4 separate regions of the Mus musculus genome follow, and regions 1, 2 and 3 are each linked to region 4. A link is a loop called in an ENCODE intact Hi-C map of the cell type or tissue named here. Cell type or tissue: heart. All regions are shown on one strand.

Region 1 (5,000 bases), 460 kb after region 4:
AATAAATAAATAAATAAATAAATAAATAAATAAATAGGAAATAACCCCCAGTAACAGATAAAAACATCCATGAGTCCCTTGGAACCGATGAGAGATGGGGATGACATCATGAGACAAGTCAGGGGAACTGAAGAGCACTGCCTGCACTCAATATCTCAACTACGGTGAGAATTTCACACGTGTTCACCAGTGTCACATATGTCAAGGGATTTTGTACCTTCATAGCAAATTATAATATGCCCATTCTGCCCCCAGAAAGACTGCTTAAATAGTTTTATTTTATGTAAACTAATTTATAAGATTTCTAAAAAGACAATCCAGGAGTGTCATGAACAAATTAACTTTCTACTGACAGAGCTTTGAGAAGATACTAAGCACTTATATGATATAGTAAATATATGGCTTTAAGTTAAATAGAATCCCTGCATTTTTCCTGCAGACCACATTTGCAAGACACAACGTCTGCATCTTTCAAAGTCTTCCTCCTGTGATAAGTGAAATTCAAGTAATTTGTGTGTGTGTGTGTGTGTGTGTGTGTGTGTGTGTGTGTAATACCCAAATTCATTCCAGTATTTCCAAAAGACAATCAAACCAGGACAAAACCTGGTAAGAAAAATAAAAATTAGCAAACCAACCAGTTTGCAAGAACATGCTAGAGGGGTATCGAAAAATATCTTGAATGGGAATAAAGCACACCAGAGACAATTCTGCTGAGCATGGTGTTGGGAGAGTAGCTTGTCTTTTTCTCAGACTTCTTACCTAGTGATTTCATTACTTGCCTGAATTCTGTACCATTCCCAAATAGATTCTGAATTTAAATAGCTGCCTCTAAGATAATGTGGTAGTAGTTCATATTTGTGACGGGCCCTAAGAGTCAGTTGGCACTTGCAAATGCCCTTCAAGATATTCTAATTGGTTTCAAACACAAGTTCTATCTCCCCAAATAATGTTGTTACAGGTTGATGAATCTTATCAGTGTACCCAATGAGGCGAGAAATATAAATAAATTTCTTTGTGCCCAACAGATTTTCAAAGAGTTACGGCACAGTGGCTTCTTTCTGAAGTCTAAACTTCTGAGAATTGCTCCAAGCTTGCAGGCAAGTTGGCGGGCTCGATGAAGCAAAGAAGCCTCATGCGCTGGCCACAACAAGCTTCACCAGAGAAAGCAGATAGACTTAGCACTCCATCACCCTTCAGTGGCAATGGGGCTCATGCTGAAAAACTTCCTCACACTGCCTTTATTTTGTGACCACGTCTGTGTTCAGCACCATGGACAGACCCAATGGCCCCGAAGCCGGGACAATGGAGCAGCTCATAAGATTTCTGTAGCAAAATTTTATAGACTGCCTTAATATGTCAGATTAATTTGGTGTTTATGATAATGAGGGAACTTTTCCATTTTCATTTTCTTTAGTGCTTTTCAAAATGATGAGTATCTTGGAATACAGCAAAAGCAGTTTGGAAGGAAATTGCTTTATTTTTTTTTTTTTATCCAAATGGTTGAACTAATAGATTGAAATTTTTACAGAAAAGGCCTCAAGAGATACAAACGACAGAAAAAAGTTACAGAGAAAGGGGGAGCAAAAGTAATTTAGTGTCACATTTCTGCGCTTTTCAATCAGATGATACTGGCAAGTCACACAGGTATGGTTCTTACTCCCCCAACTTAAAAAGTCAGCCAGAAACATTTGTATCACTTCAAACAGTGCTAAGTACTCTATAATGGTGTGTATTTACGTTTGTATCATGGTCATTTTCTCCCAAAGAAGGACAAATCATATTAGTAATGCTAACATCCCTTTCTATCCGTCATTAATATTTGAAAACAAGTGGAGTCAAATTATATTAAAATCTTCAAAGGGAGAGAGGATAAAAGATTCCATTGAGAGATCATCTTTTGTCTTTAAATATATGCATACGGTAGAACAACTGAATTCTGTCTTGATGTGAAAGATAGAAGAAGGAAGCCTGCTGGTGAGGGGAAGGTATGCCTCTGTACATTTATTCATCCATATATTAAAACCTGTATTATGTGGGAACATCTCTAGGGGTGGGGCTACAACAGCGATGACCAATGGACACAGTTCTAACTATCTAGCTCTGAACTTCTTGCTGTGTTGTTAGACTCCCCATCTCCTGTGCCATGGAAGGAGAGCAGTAGATCTAGAGTTATCGAGAAGCTGGCTGAAATGGCCAGCCCTGAAAGCACAATACAAGTAGTGTTGTTCAGACTCAACAGGTTTTATGTAGGAACATATATATATATATATATATATATATATATATATATATATATATATATATATGCATATGATAACAATTAGTGGAAAAGAAGGGGCGTGAATTTGAGAGTGGTGAGGGCTCTGTGGGAGGATTTGGAGAAAGGGAAGGGGGAAATGTAATCAAAATATGATCTCAAAAACAAACAACAAAGCATGCAGAGGCTTGAGAAGAGCAGCTTCATACTAGACAAAGCCAGGGCAGGGTGCTCTGTAATCTTGCAAGTGAGAGTTTGCTGATCCTTACAAATTTAAAAGAAGAAGAAGAGGAGGAGGAGGATGAGGACGAGGATGAGGACGAGGACGACAAGGAGGAGGAGTCAGACCTAAGTACACAGTGACTAATTGCTCACTGATATGGCCCAGTCTGGACTCTTCCTACCACTGATCAGATTTGTACACCTAGAGAGTAACAAAGAGGCACTGGACACGCCCTCTAGAGGACAGTCATGGGACTTTCTAGTCAGAGATCACAAGGTGCCTTTTACATCTGAGTAAACTTCTCCAGTCCTTTCAGCATACACGGTTCTCAGGAAGCTTTACAAATCAAAAGATAAGCAAGCCAGACTCAGTTCAGAAAAAGACAAGGAACCATCTGTGCTGCCCGGAAGAGAATGAACTATTTTTACATTACACGGTGGCAAATCGGTTAATTTCAAATTCTGACATATATTCATGGTGCAGTAATGGTCTGCATTACCCAGAAAGGCAAATATAGAGTAGAAATTGTCCGTACATTAAAACTATATGAAGACAGTCGGCATGGCTGGCTGATAGGAACAATATCGCAATGCAAACTCCACAGCCAGTGAACAGCTCATGTGTGTTACCTTTTAAGGTTTTATGCATGAGAAAAGTGCTGTTTCATAGCAAATGGATTTAAGCTACCATGTGACATTGCTTTATCTAGTGGTTTTACCTTTTTGTTTACTTAAAACATAATATTGGGGCCAGCAAGATGATTCAGAAGGTAAAGGCACTTGCTGCCAGTCCCTAGGGACTGCCTGAGTTCAATTCCCAGGACCCAAGGGGTAGAAGAAGAAAACTAAATCTAGAAAGTTGTTCTCTGACCTTTACACATGAGCTGTGGCACACGTATGTCCCCACACATACAACACACACATGTACACATAATAATAAATAACAAATTCTTTCAGATAAAAACAAGATACCTTTGAATTGATAATCTTAACTTTTATGTGCATGCACATAAAATGTGCCTTTAAAAAAAGAATTCTCTTTCTCCCCACATAGAAGGTAATTCCGAGGACATGAGCTGTCTAGCTTAGCAACTATTACCCTTTGATTTACCACAGCAAGGCCTATCCTTGATATATAACACCAACACCTATTGGGACTTCATTTCCTTGTCAGCCATTTTCCCAATAATTATCATTTTTCCCTGTCCTGCATGCACGGGGATAAAAGAAACTATGACAGGATGCAAGTTTTTGTCCTTGACACCAAGGCTAGCACTGTAATTGATAGCGGTACCAGATAGGGCTTCCTAGCCACTGACACATGCAGAAAATGTTATTTTCAGGCTGGATATAATCTCCATCCAATATCCTCTGCAGTAGGTGGTTGTTATCATAAGGGAAGACTGGCAGTCTCACTGTAACAGATACTCCAGTCCTCAGGGGGGTTATCCTAATGCTCAAATGACCCTTCCTGATGTGACACAGAAGAGAGACTGGTTTTCTGAATAGTGGCACACATTCAAGATTGGACAGTCATGGTATCATTAGACACTGTTCTGTTTTGTGAGTGGGATAGATGATTTACCCTGAAGCGAAATTTATCACTTCCAGTTAATTTCTTTTAAAAACAAATCAAAACTCACCTACCACCCTCAAGCACCTATCTTTAGTGAAAGCCCAAAATGACATAGTTTTCTAATGAAAACTAAATTTAATCATCTCTCATGGTTTGGAGCATTAAAACAAACAAGCAAACCAAAGCAAACCACTAGTCTTTGAGTCACAAAAGGTAGTTAAGACCCAGGCTTGCTCTAGACTAGGTGCTGAGTGTTTGAAGGTCTGAGTGTTTGAAGCAGCCCCAAACCACTAACCCTACTTTCTAACCCTTAATAAGGCAATTTTAGGGAGTGGAATTTGAGGGGATGGTTTGCTCGTGGGAGTGGAGTCCTGCGTGGGGTTAGTGCTCTTACAAGGGTGGAGGAAGAAAAACCCTCCCTTCGCCTTTGCATCAGGCAAGGTTGATGTGAAGAAAGCTGTGCATGATTTGAAAGAAGTTACCATGAGCCAGTAATTCAAGAGATCATTTTGATCTTTCACTCAGTGGCTAGCTCACGAGCACTCGGATGCCAAGGCACGAGGATAGCCACAAGCCTGGGGCCAGCTTAGGCAATAGAGTGAGTTCAAGGCCAGCCTCAACTCCAATAGAAAGAAAAGGAAAACAAAAGGTCGCTTTTGCTCCTCTATCATTTAAATTGTTGATCAAAGTATTTGGCATACTCGGGTGATACGCTTTAATGAAAGTTTAACAAAACCTTGACGATTTACAGAGGTGTAGGAAGGGTACAGGAAAGGCACCAGACCCAGTGTACCATCTCAGAGAACACACCAGATTGCCAGCCTTAAAGTATCAAAGAAAAGAAAATCACAGGCAGCTGGAGACAGAGGAGCTAAGTGGAGAGACCAATGTCACAGGAGCTGTGATCTTAGCTGGAGGGACAAGCACAGGGGAAAGAGACTCCAC
Region 2 (5,000 bases), 640 kb after region 4:
TGCCAAGCTTTTCGAGAACCAGGGGTCCCAATTATTCCCTCTTATTTACAGATATTAGGCTGTAATACAAACTTTCTATAGAACTCAAACTGTTAATATCTCTACAAAGATGCCTAGGACCAAACATAATCCAGAGTTGGTTCCTTAGTGACACAATGACATCTTCAAGAGCTAAGATCCTCTCTGGTCTCACATTTATTCTGCAATCCTCATGATATCAGCGAGTTCAGAGGTACTGAATCAGAGATGTGCAGTTAGGGATCAGCAGACTATGTTAAAAGAGCCTTCTGATGTCCACTGAAATTTAGGAACCATAGCTCAGGGCTAGATACTCTTGACAGATGTGTGTGTGTGTGTGTGTGTGTGTGTGTGTGTCTGTGTCTGTGTGTGTCTGTGTGTCTGTGTGTGTGTGTGTCTGTGTGTGTCTGTGTGTCTGTGTGTGTCTGTGTGTGTCTGTGTGTGTGTGTGTCTGTGTGTGTGTCTGTGTGTGTGTCTGTGTGTGTGTCTGTGTCTGTGTGTGTCTGTGTGTGTGTGTGTGTGTCTGTGTGTGTGTCTGTGTCTGTGTCTGTGTCTGTGTGTGTGTGTGTGTGTGTCTGTGTGTGTGTGTGTGTGTGTGTGTGTGTAAAATACAGGGACCAGAGAAGGGTTGAGGGCCACTGAGGAAGCCAAATGTGAACCCATTCAGGAGGATAGGAGAGTGCCATAGATCAGAAAGGCCTTTTCAAAAATAGCAAGAAAATGAGACAGAGAAGTCACAGTAGCCCAAAGCCACTTAACTGATTAGGACTCATTTGTTGCAGATGAAGTAAAAATTCATTTTCCCAAATGTCAATCTAATAAATATGAAAAAAGCCAACTCCTTCTTTTCCAATTACAAATATGCCTACAGGGTAATTGTAATTTTAAAGAGCCTTGGTGTGAACAATACAACTAATTCCCTTATGGTTGTTCTTCAGACTTAGATTAACTGAGACTCGACATAACCCACACCATAATTCCTCTTTACTGTGGTTATTGCTTTTCTCAAAAAAAAAAAAAAAAAAAATTTACCAACAGTATCTAAGGTCATACTTTTAACTACTGCTTTGGGAGTTTTCCAAGGTAAATAAGAAATGAATACCAAAAGACAGAAAGTAAGTAATTTAAAGGTAAGTAACAGACTATGGCAAGTATTTGCAACATGTAAACTAGAAATGGAGTTAATATTTATAGTAGATAAAGAACTCCTATTAGTAAAATAAAGACAAGTAAACCCAACCCAACCAAGAGCTGAGTGGGACATTCATTCATGCTATTGTTAATTATTTGTAATTTGATATTATTTGTATACTGGCTCCACACTTCTCAGTAGTATGGCCTGGAACAATCCAACTTCTCATTTTCCCACCAAGGATAAACAGATAAAACAGAACCTATTTCATAGGAGCTTTGTAAATACCAAGGAATAACATATATAAAACACAAGACAGTGCAAGCCTGCCTACAAGGCAGGGCGCTGACCCCCAGTGTGACCTCAGCTCTGTTTTCTGTGCCCTATCTGACCACATGACACTAATTCAATATGTACTTGGAATCTCTTCTCTCTAAGTTCTTAGGGTGAGTTCCTGATCTTAAGGCCATTTATAGGAATTTTTCTGTGGTCTCTATTTCAAGCTACTCTTCTTTCTAGTCATGTTTCTTCCGAATCTTGCTTCCCTCAGCCCCAGGAAAAGAAAAACTAAAGTTGGATCTTATGAACAACTATATTTAATATTATGGAATATTTATGAAATATTATCAAATAATAATAAATGCACAGTTTTTGTCAATGAAGGAAGCAAATAAAAATTTTTCTAAAAGTTCCATTGGGGGGGGAGGGCTAGAGAGATGGCATAGTGGTTAAGAGCACTGACTGCTCTTCCAAAAGTCCTGAGTTCAATTCCCAGCAACCACATGGTGATTCACAACCATCTGTAATGCAATCTGATGCCCTCTTCTGGTATCTGAAGCCAGCAACAGTGTACTCACATATATAAAATAGATAAACCTCTTTAGAAGAAGGAGGAGGAGGAAGAGAAAAGTAAGGAAGGTGGGAAGGAGGGAGGGAGGGAGGGAGGGAAGGAAGGAAGGGAGGGAGGGAGGGAGGGAGGGAGGGAGGGAGGGAGGGAGGGAGGGAGGGAGGAAGGAAGGGAGGAAGGAAGAAAGGAAGGAAGGAAAGAAAAGAAAAGAACCTTTTTAAAAAGTTCCTCTTTTTTTAACAATTAAAGTCAAAGAGGATTAATCAAAGTCTTAGTATCAAAGAACATTCTAGAAAAAGATGGTCGGGCCACATGCCACATGGCTGTCCTACAGCAGGTTTAATGCCCCATTCTGTAAGGAGACTGAAATCAGAGGAGGTAAGATAACTTACTCCCTTCCCAGGTTAGAAAGGGGCAGCATCACTGCTGTCTCGCATCAAAGGGATGAGAAAATGAACACACCCAATGCTTGCGTATGATGTGGCAAGGTGAAACTAACCAGGAACTTCTTACCCACAACAGCCTGTCATGTGCAGCTTGAATACAAAAGCAGAACATAGGGATAACTTTTCAATCGGCAAGTCAAGAAAAAGAAAAAGTCATTTTGGGCACAAGAAAACAAAAGTTTCAACAAGCTAATCTCAGAACCGAACACATGCTCAAGACAACCCCACCGATCTGATGTGCAAGCAGCTAGAGGCAGCTCTGGAGAGAGGGCCACAGGGAAAGGAGTTACACTAGCTCCTGGTCGGCTCCTCAGCACTGGATAGACCAAATCTCCACCAAATCCCACATCCCCCCTCCATAGTCATGCTAACTCTGGAAGGTTTCTTACTATTTTAAACATACGCAGTGGTGCCTTCAAACCAAAGATAAAGTTACGGTTCTCTTCACGGCTCCTGTTTGTAAACTGAGCCTGACCTGAGATAGCCTGGTTGGTTTGAAGCAGTACACTCCCACACTCACTTGCTTTAGCAGGTTTTGGCCTTAGCTAGAATGAACAGCAGTTTTCAAGCCATGCATTGAGTAAGAGCGCCCTCATCAGGCCCCAGCTAACATGCTGGTATGTTAGCAGCCTAAACTGCCTCTTGCCTCCCACAATAGGAAAGTTACATAATTGATAAGCAAAAACTGCAGAAATATATGCCAGCTTTCCAAAAACTTTCTCCAAAGCCATATGACCCAAATTCTCATTTAATAAAGGCAAGGCGGTTTTTGTGAAAGTAGAGAAAATACTAAGGTTTAAAACTGTATTTGTTTAACCCCATCTGTGATCCTGAACACATCTCTTAAGCATATTTTACTCATCATCGTTAAGATGGGATGACCTTTAGTAAGTCCCCCTTTTCAGAATTATATCATTTTAAAGTTCACTTTTTATTACATCTTATTTAGTGGGGATGGTTGATCTTTGAAACCTTTAAGCCCACCCTTAGTAATCGACCTCCTCCAACAAGGCCATATCTACTTCAACAAAGCCACACCTCACAATCCTTCCCCAACAGTTCCCCCAACTAGGAAGTATATATTCAAACATACACCCATGGCTGCATTCTCATTCAAATGAGTATACTGAACAAGTTTTAAGTACAATTTCAAAGCTGTTGGTTCCTGCCAAGGCATGTGTGCCACCATTGTACCTTTAGGGAAATCACGCCATGCTGGTCATTGCTTTCGTTCATAGGCATCAGACCTCAGGGAGGAAGCCTTTAGGTCAGATCCAGTTCAGAGCCTCTAAGTCCTGTATCCAAAGTATATGGTCTCTTCAGCAATCTGGATAGGCCCCACCTCCCAATGTGCTGTCAGCTGTCATCTAAGCCTTTAGCTCATGGATCTATGAGGGATGCTATTCCAAAACATAGCAAGCCCCTTATCAAAGTTTTGATCTCTGTTTATTTTCTGAGAGACAAAAAGAATATGAATTCAGATGGGAGGTAGAGGTAGGGAGGATCTAGGAGGAGTTAGGGGAGAGTAAACCATATCAGAATATATTGTATTGTGGTGATTTTAATGAAAATGACCCCCATAGGCTCATAGAGAGGGGCACTATTAGGAAATATGGCCTTGTTGGAATAGGTGTGGCCTTGTTGGAGGAAGTAGATCACTTCAGGGGTGGGCTTTGAGGTCTCATATGCTCAAGCTAGGCCTAACGTGGCATTCATTCCAACTGTCTGTGGATCAAGATGTAGAACTCTCAGCTCCTTCTCCAGCACCATGTCTGCCTGCATGCTGCCATGCTTCCCTCCATAATGTACTAAACCTCTAAACTGTAAGCCAGCCCCAGTTAAACATTTTTCCTTTTAAGAGTTGTCATGGTCATGGGGTCTCTTCACAACAATAGAAACCCTAACTAAGACACCACACAAGCCCTACAAAATACAGACTCTTCTAAACAGCTCATGGAACTCTCTCCAAAGCAGATCACATAATAGGATGTAAAACAAGCCTTAACATGTATGTGACATTATTTCTTCTATTCAAAGAGGCACCAAAAAGATTCCTCATCATGATCTAGTAGGGCTCACTCCAGCAATGTAGATACACAAATCGCTAAGTGTAATAATGTGTCATATAGATAAAGTCAAGGACACACACTCCATTCCTATTCAATGCATGCTTGAAGCCTTAACTGGAGCCCAGGATGAGAGAAGCTAACGAAGGAGAAATAGGAAAGAAGTTGTTTTATGGATGTTATTTTTGAAGAAGGCGGGCAGTTGGAAAGGGTGGGTCCGGGAGGAGTTAGGAGGAAGTGCAGGGGATGGATGTGATCAAATACACTGCATGAAGTGCTCAAAGAATCTAAACACTACAGTACATTTTTTTAAAACTCTTTTTTTAAAAACTGGAAATAGATCTGCCATATGACTCAGCTATACAACTTTTGAGTATTTAGCCAAAGAGTATTAGCCAACGTATTTAGCCAAGTCAGCATGTCACAGAAGTGCCTGTGACACACTGCACTGTATTGTAGCACCCTTCACAATAGCCACTTTATGGAACAAA
Region 3 (5,000 bases), 650 kb after region 4:
CCCAGTCACCCCTTGGGTTTTATGCTTTCAGCTCTGGGATTTCTCTGTGTTTTCTTTTTATATGTTTTTGTACTATCCTCTATTTGGTGAGATACTATAGCACATTAATCCTCAGCACAGGGCTGTTTTAAAGTGGAGTGTTTGTCTAATAAACCAAACATCTGGGTGCCATAAGGACAGTTCCTATTGGCTGTTTTCTTCTCTTTAAAAAGATAATGCTCTCATTTCTAGGTGTGCTTCAGTTATTTTCAAAGACTAGACATTAAAAATAAAGTAATCTGTGGCTGGAGAGATGGCTTGGAGGTGAAGAGCTCTTACTGCTCTTGCAGAAGACCTGAGTTCATGTCCCAGCATCTAAAGTTCTACACACACACACACACACACACACACACACACACACACACACACACACACTTTAAAAATAAAGTTAAAATAATGTGAAAACGCTTGCACTCAGATCCCCGGCTCCATGTGCAGGACTTAGTGCCTTTTGTGAAGTCATTCTGTAAGACCTATACTCCTTGTCTCCGTGTCCTCTTTAGAAGTGCAGAGATCTTAAGTGAAGCCAGAGGTGAGGCTTCAGGATTATGTCCGCCCTTTTCTCAGCAGACTCTCTGTCCATCTGTCCACACAAGCAGCGACAGTGCCAGAAATAGGACAGCACTGTCCAAGAACACGTCCAGCACACAGAGCTCAGGCTACAGCTGCCCTTCTTCAGTTTCTTGTTCATCTGGTGTTTGCCACATTGATGGCTTCCACAAAGTAAAAATACTTGCCTACAACAACAATGGCCATTGGACAATGGTCTCCTCCCCATTTCTAGCACTGAATTAGAAATGCATCAAGCTTATATAGTGTGTTTTGCCTGGGTTGCTTTGTGCTTGGTTTGCTTTTGAGACAGGGTCTTCTTATGTCACCTGAGTTGACTCTGAACTTCCTGCCTCAGCCTCCCGTGTACTGGCATCACATGTGTGACATGTGTGTGCAGAGAGAGAGTTTCAGACTCACTCTTCATCATCTGGTGGCTGACAGGCTTCCCTGAAGCTTGTCATTGTTGTTTCTAATAGTGGCTGGAAAGTACTGGGAGGAACTAGAACAAATCAGAATGCCACAGAGTTCACTCTTCATAGAGACGCAGCCAATTTTTTCTTGAATAAAATATCCCTGAGATACTAAAAGCCAGAGAGGAAGGAAGACAAAGAAATCTGTTCCATAATTTAGTAAACATTTACATTTATATGGTAACAAATTTATCCCCATACAATATTAATTAACATCTTAGTATCACAAATAGATAGGAAGTAAGGACGGAAGGAATATGGATAGATAGATAGATAGATGATAGATAGATAGATAGATAGATAGATAGATAGATAGATAGATAGATGATAGATAGATAGATAGATAGATAGATAGATAGATAGATAGATATGGAACTCTGGTCATTTTAGGATCTGCATGTTTGGAGACATCTACTCGCCACAGAGCTGAGCTGTGCTTGTGGAAGACAATGAAGCAGGAGAGAGCATTCCCGAGCCACTCCTGCACTTCCTGTCCAGTTCAGTTGCCTCTTTAATTCCTAATGCACTGAAGAACTAGCCTCAGCCCTCTCTGCCTCCCTTCAGGATGTGCAAATGGCTTTACTATGGTGAGTCAAGGCTCCTGGTTACTGCCTGTTATTCTGGAACACTCACAGCATCCATCCCCTAAGTCTAAGCCAAGTAACCAACTAGACAAAAGAAAGCAGCAGGGAGAGAGCAAGGTGGCACATGGGGACCTTTTAGTGTGGCTGACCTAAGGTCTGTCCCGAATGAGCACAGAAGGTAACATAACTGAGGGGCCATCTTCCCCCAGAGCTCAGTTGCTCTCCTGGATAAAAGCCCTGGAGGGCTTCTTGGGTTCTCCCCGGCAGAGCTACAGTTTGCTTCAAAGCTATGCACGGTGCTCCCTCTGCTGGCTCTGACATAGCCCGACTACAGCTTAAAGCAACTACAGTGAAATAAATGCCAGCACTGGGTGACCCTCAGCACTGCTTGCCACGTCTCTTACATTTGACTATACTTCCCGGCAAAGATGGAACTCAACCTTTTCTCTAGCTTTTTAAATGGTGTTAGGGGAGGTTGATAAATCACTGTACTTTTAAAGCATTCATTCCACACCTAAGCCTACACGTAACCCCAAAAGCAGGATAAAACCTGGATTTCTACCTTCATTTCCTTTACCTTGGGTCACCTGCTTACCTCTGTACATAGACTCAAGCAGCGTCTGCCTAAAACCCAGGCACACCTAACCTATTGCACTCCCTTTCACACCTGTCTTTGTTACGGTTACTGTTGCTGTGATGAAACACCATGCAAAGCAATTTGGAGGCTGGTGGCATTTCACTCACAGTTCCATGTAACAGTTCATCATCAAAGCAGTGAGGCCAGGAAATCCAACAGGGTAGGAACCTGGAGGCAGAAGCTGACACCGAGATCCAAGGAGGGGTGCTGCTTCCTGGCTTGCTTCCCATGGCTTGCTCAGCCTGCCTTAGAGAGCTCTAAGGTGTGATACCGCCCACAATGGACTGGGCATTCCCCCATCAATCACTGATTTTTAAAAAATGCCCTACAGGCTTGCCTACAGCCCATTCCCATAATGGTATTTTTTTAATTATTTTTTTATTTAAGAAATTCAGGAACAGAACAGGTATTTGTTATGGAAAAGCAGGAAACAGTTTTTATCCACTAATACTTATTTTAAAGTATTTCATTGTAAATGGCATCTTACCAGTTACTTTCTTCAACACTATGTCATTCTGGGATGGCTGGAGCATCTAAACATTGGCCCTTCGCTGTTGACCACCCCAACAGTGAGGCTATGTCTAGGGGGATTGAAGGGAATGCCAAAGATCCGAGGAGGGTGACCAGAGGACTAGGAGTTTGCATTCGGAGTGCTGCAAAGCACTCCTCTTTCTTATTATTAAAGCAACAAAACATGATTGACTTTTACAGTTAGCTTAAGCACTGCAAGCACCTCAAAGGAACACACCTGGTATTCTACCTTAGGAATACAATCTTGGTCCTGCTAAAAAGCCAAGACTCTCTCTCCCACAAAGATAGTGTGAGCACGTCAAGGCATCGCTTCCAGTCCTCACTTCCAAGTGCATTCACTTATCATAGTTCATGCAAGTCTTTCAAGAAGGCTACCTTGTTTGAAGACCATTCTGCTCTCTGCCCTAGCCTTAGTTCACATTAAGTTCACAACTTTCTTAAGCTCCCACACTGCACATGCCACATGTGACACTACACATGCCACATGTGACACTACACATGCCACGTGTGACACTACACATGCCATGTGTGACACTATACATGCCACATTCGACACTATACATGCCACATGTAACATTACACCTGCCACACTCAACACTATACATGCCACATGTAGTACTACATATGTCACGTGTAACACTACACAAGTCACATGCTCTGCACCTCTTCTCTGTCCTCCTTTAAAGCTGTCTCTGGCAGTCCATGCACAGCACAGTAGAGATACCATAGCACTACCATGTCCCTTCTGTCTGGACCAGTGCCATGTTCGACAAAACCATGGACAAGATCCTCCCGGAAGCTCTGGGCAGTCTACGAGTTTTATAACTTCAAGAGTGGGGACTGAAGGAATTGCACAAATATTGATATATTTGTTTTGTTTTCAGTACATCCCAACTGCAGTTTCTCCTCCCTCCATCCCTCCCAGTCCTCACTCCACCTTCCCTCTCCCCTAGATCCACTCCTCCTCCATTCCCCTTTAAGAAAAAAAAAAGGGGGGGGGACCTCCCAGGAATATCAAGATAGAATACAACTAGGCACAAACCCTCATATCAAAGCTGGGAGACCCAGTAGGACAAAAAGAGTCCCAAGGATAGATGAGAGTCAGAGACACCCCCCACTCCCTCTGTTAGGAGTCCCACACACTGGAATGAGAAAGGAGTCAGAAAGAAAAGACACCAGCTAGTTTTATGTCAACTTGACACAAGCTAGAGTCATTTGGAAAGGAGAACCTCAACTGAGAAAATGTCCACCCCAGCCTGGCTTGTGGTCCTGCCTGTGCTGCATTCTCCTAACAGACTATGGATATCAGAGGGCCCAGATCACTGTTGATAGTGAGACCCCCAACTGGTAGTCCTGGGTGCTCTAAGAAGGCAGAGTGTGATGGACCAGCCTGACTCCATCGTGAGATTAGAAGTCACCATATTACAAGGTCAACATACGTCCATTCCTGTTTTCTGTAAAACTTAAGTCTGACCATGTCTTGAGCCATCTTCTGAAATTCGACAGTCTTCACACCCCTATATTCTGGCCATACCTGACCTTCACCCTGATGATAAGCTATTCTGACAAATAATTTTGAGATGTTATGCCAAGTTCCTGCATAATTGAAAACCCTTGGAATGGCCCTGCCTAGTCTTGCAGGTTTTGAGCTATATAAGCCTCACTTTCTCCTGTTTTCTCCTATTCTCTAAACCCCACTGTAGGCAGATAGCCCTTTCTGGAAGAAAATAAAGCTTGCTTAATTTGACTAAAACATTTGGGTCCGTGGTCTCTACTCTCATTTTGTGGGATTAGCAGGTGAACAAGCCATAAGGACAAGCCACTCTGCAGCATTCTTCCATGGCCTCTGCATCAGTTCTATCTCCCAGGTTCCAGCCTTGAGTGCCTGCTGTGACCTCCCTGAATGACAGATTACAAGCTGTAAGGCAAAATAAGCCATCTCTTCCCCTAAGTTACTTTGGTCATGGTATCTCATTACAGCAAAAGAAACCCTAAGATAGAAAGTCTAACCCAAAGGAAGGGCACATAAAACTATATGGAAGCCTACATTCTCACAACCCAATTTTTTAAAATTGGAGGGATGGCAGGATACATAGAAAATTTTAAAGTAGGGAGGGATGCTAGTGTTTAAAGGCGTTGGCAGGGGTGAGATGGGATAGGACAGGAGAGTGTTACCATTAACTGTCG
Region 4 (5,000 bases):
CTGGCTTGATTTATAGCTAAGTCAAACACCAAGAGTTAATTCCCTTGAAAAAAAGACTTGTATGAGACATGAAGAAACCGGTTGACTATTCAAATCACCATTTAACATATATCGCAGGCTGGAAAAATAACTCTTACTCTAGAGAGTTTCATTTCTAAGTTGGTTGTTTGGAACTCAAGGCACATTCTAGTCAGCCAATTGTACAGACCTCCTTCCTCTCCCTGACTATCCTTATGTGAATACACCTGCGTGTCTGCATATATACTAATGGAGTTGCTGTCCAGTACACAGAGCTGTCCTATACAGACCCTACATGTCTTTTGTCTACTCCAAAGCAAGAAGTTAGGATGGGTCAGCAGAGAACCTTCCTGGAACACATTTAGGACCTGTTGGAGCTTGGTTCTAATGCTTTGATCCAATCAGGAATCTGCGTGTCCAAATGCTAAAGGTCCTTGTCCCCAGTTGGTTTTTTGATCAATCAATAAAGATGCCAATGACAATGACAACCCTTAGAGTTGCGCCAGCTGGGATGCAGAGAGGAACAGGGGAAAATCGCCAGAGGAGGAGAGCTGCAGGAGCAAGAGCCAATGAGCCATGTGAAATTTCGGGTGAGGGGCCACTGGCCACTTTCCTGATTGGGCCTGGGGTAGCAAGGGAAGTTTTGAGAGTGCCCAGCCTTTGAGATAGCTAAGGCATTTTAAAAATAAGCTAGTGTGTGTCTGTGTGTGTAGGGGTGGGGGTACCAATTCAACTGAGTTAAAGATAACACAAAAATGACTCGTCTTTGAGGCAGAGTCCCTGAAATAGGCTCCCTGCTCCTAACAGGCATCACTCTGGGTAGACAGCACAGTAAGACAACAGAAAAGACATTCTTATAAAACAATAAACTGGGCTAAAGAAAAAAAATACCTTCCTGGCCACTGAAACTGGCCCACAGATTATACATTATGCTGGAAAAGTTTCTAGGAGGAATGTGACGTGCCCAACCCAGGCAGAGAAGACGAATATTCCTTCTTAAAATTGATTTGGTAAGCTGAACTCAGCTGTCAGACATCTTACAGGGGCTGTTAATTTGGGCACAAAAATAGATCATGTACTTCCAAGGACCCTGAGGAAGTTTGGCCTGACATTGATCCCTAAGCAAGGGAGCAGGCCGTGGGTGATTTACAGGATGAATGGGTCTGAAAGGCATGTCTAATGGCTTCAGACCAGCCAAAGCTCCAGATGAAAAGCCCTCTTTCCCTGAGCGGCAGACTGGATTTGAATTAGCAACTGCTTTTGCACAATGTTATTTATGATGAAGCAGATGCACGGGGGCCGAGGTGGATTCAGGTGGTAACTCACACTGGAGAGGAGGTGGCAGTGCAGAAGGGTGTGGGGTGACATCAAAACTCAAAAGCCATCCCTTCCTTCTGAGCCAGATGCTTCGCAAATCTTTCCTAGACCAGCAAGTCAGCGTCTCCTTCACTCTCAAGAGAAGACAGAAACACATTTTCTGCTCCGCGTCATAACAGGAACGAGGTGTTTACAACCCGGCGATGATTACAGTGTTTTAGCAGCAGCCTAAATGCTAGACAAGTGTCCCAATTTAAGTAAGTAGGCAAAGATCTCCTTCTCTCAGCTAAACCTTGAAAGCACACTTGTTCAGTGGGGAGAGAGTTCATTTGAAACCTGGAACTCAGCCTTTCTCAATTCCCATCTAGATTCCAAAGGAACTTCGCACCTTACATAGTCAGCAACTCTTTGTTTTCTCAGTTGACACTGCAGACGCTGGGGACAAGTTCCTGAATCCTTCTAGCTGAGACTGACAGCTTCCTTTCGGTAACACCAGACTTGGGGACGCAGGCTGAGCAAAGATCCAGGTGACAGTGGATCTGAGCGGGAGGGGGGGGGGGACAGACGAAGCCAAGCTTCTGATGCTACCTGAGCGCAGTGTATTTTTAGGCTCGGGAATGTTGAGAGGGTTATCTTCTCCCTCCTTTCCTTAGACTGAGAAGCCTTTTTAGCAGAGACCTCAGAGAGCATCCGTGGAAAACGCTGGCAGGCTACGGCACCACTGACCCTCTTTAGAAAAGGGGTATTTTGTTAAGAAGGCAAGTAGCTGAGAGCAGAAAGAGTACATGGAAACCCTAGAAAGATTACTTATTTAATTTTTTTTTATTAATGTGTATGTAGGGTGGTACCCAAGGAGGCCAGAAGAGGGCGTGAGGTCCCCTGGAACGTAGTTATAGGCATCTATAAGCCAGCAGGGGTGCTGGGACCTGGGCCTAGTTCCCCTCTGCAAAGGAGTGGGGATGTTTTCTGATTTGTTACATGCCCCCCACCTCCCACCCCCCGCTCACACACACACACACACACACACACACACACACACAAAGACCCTTAAGTTACCTAGAATTTTTCTTTTCTTCCCTTTCCCTCTCTTTCTCTCTCTCTCTTTCTTTCTTTCTTTCTTTCTTTCTTTCTTTCTTCCTTTCTTTCTTTCCTAGTCCCCAACTGGCAAAGGAAAAGAATTCTGACTCAACTAGTTAACATTTTCAGTTGGAAGAAAAAGGTTAGAGTTATGATCTTTTGTCATGGGATGGTGTTAGCAATTTACTAAAGCACAAAATGACATTTAGGTACATGGAAACTCTGAAGAGGCCTGGAGTGTCATTGAAAACCTTCCTGTAGTACGGGAAGCCAGGACAGGCTGACTTCCTTCATGCCTTTAAAAGCCTTTATCCTCTACAGCGCCCTTGCAATTCTCGAGCTGAGCAGTAGGTGGCGCTCGGGTCCCTGTCTTTGACAGAGCTGGTGCTTTCCAGCACTTGAGCTGGTTTATAAAAACAAGGGAAGGGCAGCTGCTGTACAGGGGATGTGAGGGTCTGAGCACACGACTGAGCTTGGGGAACAAGTAGGACATAAATTAGTGGGCAGTACCCATCCACTCTATTTCCCGATGCCCATCTGTGGTGAGAATCAGTTATCTCACTGAGAATAATAAGACTGATCTCCAAAATCACCATTACCTAATCAAGTGTTGCCACCAGGGCTGGAATCCTAAGAGAAGAGCCTCTTCTTCATTGTCTGATGGTCACCACAGGCTGCAGTGCCTGTGACTTCACACTGGCTTGTGGGCTGGGGGTGGCTTGGTGGCACAGCTCTTGCACAGAATGTACGGGGCGGGGGGTGGGGGGGTGTTCATCCCAGCACAAGAGTGAGGAGCAGAAAGAAATAGAGGGGAAAAGACAACTGGGAAACCAGTAATTCTGTTCAATTCAAACATATTTATGTTTTAATATCTTCATGCAGCTAGAAGCTGTCCTATTAAACCGAACAGATGAACTGCAGATTATGAAAGATATGTGATAGATCTGAAGTTAAATCATAAGGTATCATAGGGGGGATAACTTTTATTCAAATATTTTATTTCTCTGTGTCTAATTCACTTCAATAGGGAAATGGGTCAATACTCAGCAGAGATATCTGTAAAAAGGCAAGATTATTTTTCTTTGCATTTTATTATGTAACACGGCGAATAGGACAATTTAATTGGGGGGGGGGTGAAAACCTATGTTTTTCTCTGTTCAATTTTTGTCTTTTAGAGAAGTTGAAAGAGGCCCAAAGTGGTTCCAAAGTGTTTTCCTTTTTACATGACTAGATCTTTTTGTGCCCAAATTTCACACCAGGGTTCTCTAACATAATTTCAATCAACTGGATCATTTCTAGATATATATTCACCTTAAGAGGAAATAATAAATATATAAGTCTATGAAAACAGATTGGTGAAAGGGAAGTTGGCACCTGGTTGAAAAGAACAGTGAGTTCATCAGCTGAAATGTTTTTTTTCTGACCCCGCCTTATTGATAATTATTCAATTTTTTAAAAAATATTCTCACAACAAAGAAAAGGAAAAGACAACTCAAGAAACTACTAAATCCCTATCTAAGTTCACCAAAGGAAGAATGCTGGCCACCCTTTTCATCCTCATGTGCTCAGAAGACACCTGCCCATGTGACAGGCTGCCTCCATCCTGGCTTGGCCCACTTTAACATCGACGGAGGTAGGAGGTTGCAACAAAATAAAACAGCTGCGACAGGCATACAAAGGCCCCCTAAGTCATCTCCTTTAACTTCCTGTGTCCACGTCACAGATATCACAACTACAGAAAGAGGGCAGGGGTCTCCTTAGGGCTCCCCATCTGCCCAGACTCATTCCCAGGGCGGGTCTGCTAAGCCAAAGCAGTCAATGCCCATACATATCTAATTTTTGTAGGTTTAACTGATGAGCCAATAAAAGCATGGACAACCGTATATAGTTATACAGTTCTCGAAAAATGACAGGAGTGGAGTCAGATAATACTTAAATTCAATTACTTACCCTCTCCCCCCACCCCCACCCCCACCCCAGCCACCACCCCCACCACCAAATCCTCTCCAGGACAATCAGCCAATGTGAAAGACTTCACAGATCTCTTTAAAGCTGTTTCATTTGTTTTCTAGGTTTCTGTGCCATTAGTATTAACCGTCTCTCCAACCCTTGCTTGGCATTCCCGATTCTCCTTCCAGGCAAAGCTGAGAACTTCCTTTCCCTGTCTCCTTCCTAAGTATTCCCCCTCGGAATGTTCAGGTTCATTTCTTCTAGGTAACTTCTGTAGAGTGAACAGGGTGGTCCCATGGTTTTCTATACGATACTAGGATCCCTACTTGGCCTACACAGGTCCATGTGCCCACATCACTCTCTGTTCTCTTACCCACCTTCTTCCCTCCAGAGGAATAATTTTTACCTGGTTCATTTGGCCTATGGTGCTCTAATAAACAGTGAAGTTAATGTTACAAGAATGAGATATTAATGACATTACAGGAGTATTATGCTGAGCAATGACCACAGCGATATTCAGCTATCTATACTTCAGGGTACACTAGATTAGATGCTGACGCTAGAGAATGGCAATGCAGATGCATCCCGCTGAGGACCTTCCCACAAGGCCAGGTCCAAAGTGTGGTAGCACAGACACC

The links. Peaks named below come from ENCODE experiments on the same cell type or tissue, not always from the same donor. Only the 100,000 strongest peaks of a DNase experiment are listed, where the experiment ranks them.
Region 1: a loop joins it to region 4, with 8 times the contacts of the local background. A loop is called at or near these places in 5 of 42 quality-filtered maps.
Region 2: a loop joins it to region 4, with 7 times the contacts of the local background. A loop is called at or near these places in 16 of 42 quality-filtered maps.
Region 3: a loop joins it to region 4, with 4 times the contacts of the local background. A loop is called at or near these places in 15 of 42 quality-filtered maps.

What each region holds. Positions count from the first base shown.
Region 1 is chr5:99,706,196-99,711,195 of GRCm38, forward strand. The region is part of intron 1 of A930011G23Rik (RIKEN cDNA A930011G23 gene); the gene reads right to left. The region is part of intron 2 of Gm16226 (a long non-coding RNA gene); the gene reads left to right. Among named protein-coding and RNA genes, the nearest start is that of Gm16226, 8.3 kb to the left of the region's middle. In heart, a CTCF peak has its summit at 2,718; no DNase peak of the experiment used is centred here.
Region 2 is chr5:99,889,232-99,894,231 of GRCm38, forward strand. No RefSeq gene overlaps it. Among named protein-coding and RNA genes, the nearest start is that of Vamp9, 15 kb to the right of the region's middle. In heart, a CTCF peak has its summit at 3,043 (motif pointing left); no DNase peak of the experiment used is centred here; H3K27ac peaks cover 328 bases.
Region 3 is chr5:99,898,321-99,903,320 of GRCm38, forward strand. No RefSeq gene overlaps it. Among named protein-coding and RNA genes, the nearest start is that of Vamp9, 5.4 kb to the right of the region's middle. In heart, a CTCF peak has its summit at 1,952 (motif pointing left); no DNase peak of the experiment used is centred here; H3K27me3 peaks cover 361 bases.
Region 4 is chr5:99,245,903-99,250,902 of GRCm38, forward strand. The region is part of intron 1 of Rasgef1b (RasGEF domain family, member 1B); the gene reads right to left. Among named protein-coding and RNA genes, the nearest start is that of Rasgef1b, 4.5 kb to the right of the region's middle. In heart, a CTCF peak has its summit at 2,750 (motif pointing right); a DNase peak (open chromatin) is centred at 2,769; H3K4me3 peaks cover 1,782 bases; H3K27ac peaks cover 3,370 bases.